Regions from separate parts of the Homo sapiens genome. Here region 1 is linked to region 2. The links are chromatin loops, found by intact Hi-C in ENCODE. Cell type or tissue: natural killer cell. All regions are shown on one strand.

Region 1 (2,500 bases), 290 kb before region 2:
GAGGTGAAAGTATCACTTAAGCCTGGGAGGCGGAGTTTGCAGTGAGCTGAGATCATACCACTGCACTCCAGCCTGGATGACAGAGCGAGAACCTGTCTCAAAATAAATAAATAAAATAAATAAACTGGAAGTAGAAAATTTAAAAAAAAAAGAATTGAGGGAAAGAATCATAATATGTCTATGCTTCAGACCTCCTTCAGCAATTTAGTGAATATTGTTTCTAAATGCGTAAAATAATGCATTGATACATCAAATAATGCATAAGATTACAAAGAAACCCAATTGTGTTAAAACATAGTCATCCAATATTTTTTAAAATTCTGATATAGTAATATATGTGCTGCTTTTTCAATACATTCAATTCAGACTGTAGAGGTGATTCTAATAAGTTCCATCATTTCAAAGTAGTCATGAGACCAAACAAAACAAAAATCTGCTTCCACAGCAACCTGCTTGGAACACACATCAGATTTCTTTCTTTTCTTTTCTCTTCTTTTTTTTTGAGACACGGTCTCACTCTGTCACCCAAACTGGAGTACAGTGGCACAATCACAGCTCACTGCAGACTCCAACCCCCAACCAGGCTCAAGCCATCCTCTTGCCTCAGCCTCCCGAGTAGCTGAGACTACAAGCATGCGCTACCATGCCCGGTTAATTATTTATTTATTTATTTATTTATTTATTTATTTATTTATTCATTTTTGAGATGGAGTCTCGCTGTGTCGCCCAGACTGGAGTGCAGTGGCGTGATCTCGACTCACTGCAACCTCCGCCTCCTGGGTTCAAGTGATTCTCCCGCCTCAACCTCCCAAGTAGCTGGGATTGCAGCCACGTGCCACCACGCCTGGCTAATTTTTGTATTTTTAGTAGAGACAGGGTTTCACCCTGTTGCCCAGGCTGGTCTGGAACTCCTGACCCCAGGTGATCTGCCCGCCTCGGCCTCCCACAGTGCTGGGATTATATAGGTGTGAGCCACTGCGCCAGGCCTAATTTTTTATTTTTTATAGAGATGAGGTTGTCATCTCTAAATGCAGTCATCAAGATAAATAATATTATAATGCCGTATTTTAAAACTCAAAAGTGATGCAAAAACTCCATTGTGAACAAAATACCAAAATGTTAGATAAAGCTCATTCTGTTTGGTGATGATGATGGATTCTAAAGAGCAGAAATGGTCAGTGCCTGGGGCCCAGCCCCCCATTTAGAAAAGGTAAAGGTCATTGGAAAGATTGGCCAAATCAAATGTACCCTAGGAGATGCAGAAGCCGGCCAGCAAAGGAAGAGCTGAGTGGGTAGGAAAAGTACTAGATCAAAGGGAGCAGCAGATTTTGTTTTCGATCTGGCAAAGCTTTTATAGTTTCGAAACATTTTCAAACATTCTGTCACTGATTGTCATAGTAACGTATGAAGTGGTTGGGGAAATATTGTCATGATCATATTCATTTTACAAGGGAGAAAAGTTGACTCTCAGAGAGGTTAGTGGCTGGGTTAGTTTCCTGTCACTGCTGTAACAAATTGCCACACACTTAGTGGTTTAAAACAGCACACATGTATTATCTGATGGTTCTGGAGGTCAAAAATCCCAAATGGGTGTCACTGGGGGTGATGGTTAATTCTGCATGTCAACTTGACTAGGCCTCAGGATGTCCACATAACTGATTAAACATTATTTCTGGATGTGTCTTTCAGGGTGTTTCCAGATGAGATTTAGCATTTGAATCGCTGAACTGGGTAAAGCAGATCACCCTCCTCAGTGCGGGTGAGCACCCTCTGAGCCACTGAGGGCCTGAACAGAACACAAAGGCAGAGCATGGCTGGATTTGCCCTCCCTTTGCCTGACTGTTGAGCTGAGACATTGATGTGCCCTCTATACTTCGGGTGCTCAGGCCTTCAGACCCAAATTGGAGTCTACACCATTGGCCCTCTAGCTCTCAGGCTTTTAAACTATACCGCTAGCCTTGCAGCTTGCAGATAGCAGATCACAGACTTCTCAGCCTCCATAATCTCATGAGCCAATACCTTAATAATAAATCTCTCTCTCTCTCTCTGTCTCTCTCTGTCTCTCTCTCTCTCTCTCTCTCTCTCTCTATATATATATATATATATATATATATATATATGTATGTATATAATATTGGTTCTGTTTCTCCGGAGAGCCCTGACTAACACATTAGATAATATCAAGGTGTCAGCAAAACTGTGTTCCACGGCTGGGCATGGTGGTTCACGCCTGCAATCCCAGCACTTTGGGAGGCTAAGGCAGGAAGGTCGCTTGAGCCCAGGAGCTTGAGACCACCCTGGTCAACATAAGAAGACCCCATCTTTAAAAAAATGAAAACAATTAGCCAGGCATGGTGGCATGTGCCTGTACTCCCAGGTACGTGGGAGGCTGAGGTGGGAGGATTGCTGGAGTCCAGGAGGTCGAGGGTGCAGTGAGCTGTGATCGTGTCATTGCACTCTAGCATGGGGGACAGAATGAGACTCTATCTCAAAAAAAAAA
Region 2 (2,500 bases):
GTTTTTTAAATTAAAGTTTTAGCCATTTTAAAAAATGCACAGTGGTATCTCACTGTGGTTTTTAGGAATCTGAATATCCCTGATGGCTAATGATCTTAAGCATCTTTATTTTTGTTCCTATTGTTGAGTTTTGAGAGTTAAAAACATATATTCTGGATATAAGTCCTTTGTCAGTTATGTGATTTGCAAATATTTTCTCCCCATCTCTGCAGCTTGCCTTTTCTTAATGGCAGTACTCCCATCTTATCTAAGAAGAAACTGACACATCTACAGCTTTTGTTGGCTCTGCAGTAAACTGACTGCATGTGACATTGGCTAAGTCACTTAATTTATTCTGTGCTTCTGTTTCCTATTCCATAAAACAAGTGTGGAATGAGAATATTTCTGAGATTCTTTGCAGCCAGAATAGTCAATGATTCCAAGAGACTGGCCCAAGTTCACCCAGTTAATTAGTAGCAGAGTTGGGCTGGAGCTTGGGCTGCCTCCCACGCTGCTGCCTTTGTTTGCAATATAATTATTCTCACTTTCTTAAATCTAATTTTTAAAATTAGGTATTCCATTTACATGGTTCAAAATTTAAAAAGTATAAAAGGATAAGCTGTTAAAAAACATCCCTGTCACCCTGAATAAGCAATGCACGTTCTGGAGCTTTTAAAAATATCTATGAGCACATTTTTATGTGTTGTAATGTGTATGTGTGTGTGTGTGTGTGTGTGTGTGTGTGTGTGTGTGTTTCTCTCCTTTTTAAAGTGAATTATACACTGCGGCTTTTTTTTAACTTCTAATAGAAATGCAAGTTAAAACTACATGGCAATCCATTTTTTCCATTATTATGTTTGTAGTTGAGGATAATTGTATGGGACTAAAAACCATTTGTCTTCTGTTGAATTATTTGTTCGTATTGTTTTCCATCTTTTTCTTTCATTGTAGCCATAAGCTACTTGTTTATTAGAGAAATTAACTTTATGAGATCTCACAATCTTCCCCCAGTTTGCCACCTGTCTTTTGAGTTTGCTTATTGTGGTTTTGCTTGAAGAGTTCTGACGTTTTTGTGGTTGAATTACTCAGTCTGTTATCATGTCTGGCATTTGGGTCATAGTTGAAAGGATTTTTCCCCCTTAGTATTAACAGAAGAATTATCCCATGGTTTCTTTCATTTATCACTGAATTCTACATATTTATATATATTTAAATATTTGATCATTTGGGAAGTTATCCTGGCATAAGGTGTGAGGCATAGAACCAAATATATTCTTCCAGAAGGCAGCTCATTTCTCTCAAAACTATTAAATAATCCATTTCTTCTCTTCTGACCTGAGTTGCCACTTATAACATATACTAACTTTCCATATGGGGGGTTCTGTTTCTGAATTTTCTACTATGTTCCATTGATCTTTCTGTCTACTTAAGTTAAATATTAAGGTTTTATTTATGTTTCAGCATGCTATATACAGGGCTAATCTTCCTTCATTACTGTTTTAGTTTCTTCGGACTTTTTCCAACATTTTATTATACAGATTTTTAAGCATATGGAAATGTTGAAAGAATTTTACAGTGAACACCCATTACACACCACCTAGATTCTACCATTAACATTTTACTAACCTTCCTTTAACATGTATCTATCCATCTATTTGGCCCTCTATACACTAATCCATCTTAGTTTCTGACGCGTTTCAAAGTAAACTGGAGATACCAGTGTACATCCCATTAAATACTTCAGCATGCACATCATGAACTAGAGTTTAGTATTTGTAGTATTTTTTATTTCCAGCTGAAGTTTACATGCAGTGAAATGCACAAATCTTAAGTGCACATTCACTGGGTTTGGACAAAAGCATACGCTTGTGTAATGCTTATCAAAATACAGCTCATTATCATCACCCTAGAAGGTTTCCTCATGCCTCTTGCCAGTTAATCCCTATGCCCACTCCCTCAGAGCCTACCACTGCTCTGACCTTTTACCACCATACATGAGTTATTTGTTCTAGAATTTTGTGTAGTATGCACTCTTTTTGTGGACGCCTTCTTTCATTCACTAAGCATAATGTTTTTGAGACTTCTTGTTGTTGCTTTTCACTGGCAAGTGCTGTTCCATTACATGACTATCCTATGTTTGGTTTCTCTGTGTTCCTATTAAGCAACACCTGGGTTGTTTGCAGGTTTTGTTGCTTATGAATAAAGCTGTTATGAACATTCTTGCACAGCTCTTTTTCGTGGTCCCGTACATTTTGTTTTCCCTTTCCTTGGCACGGGATGGGGCAAATACCTATGAGTAGAACTGCTGGGTGATACAGTTTAGATATGTGTCCCCGCCCAGATCTCATATTGATTTGTAATCCTTGATGCTGGAGGTGGGGCCTGGTGGGAGGTGTTCGGATCATGGGGGCGGATCCTCCATATCTTGGTGCTGTCTTCATGATAGTGAATTATCGCTGGATCTGATTGGTTGTAAGTGTGTGGCACCTGCTCCGCCCCCACTCCCCTTGCCCCTGCTCTG

The links. Peaks named below come from ENCODE experiments on the same cell type or tissue, not always from the same donor. Only the 100,000 strongest peaks of a DNase experiment are listed, where the experiment ranks them.
Region 1: a loop joins it to region 2, with 3 times the contacts of the local background. A loop is called at or near these places in 13 of 110 quality-filtered maps.

Annotation. Positions count from the first base shown.
Region 1 is chrX:9,455,727-9,458,226 of GRCh38, reverse strand. No RefSeq gene overlaps it. Among named protein-coding and RNA genes, the nearest start is that of TBL1X, 8.1 kb to the left of the region's middle. In natural killer cell, no CTCF peak of the experiment used is centred here; a DNase peak (open chromatin) is centred at 1,456; H3K27ac peaks cover 989 bases.
Region 2 is chrX:9,164,643-9,167,142 of GRCh38, reverse strand. No RefSeq gene overlaps it. Among named protein-coding and RNA genes, the nearest start is that of FAM9B, 130 kb to the right of the region's middle. In natural killer cell, no CTCF peak of the experiment used is centred here; a DNase peak (open chromatin) is centred at 1,022.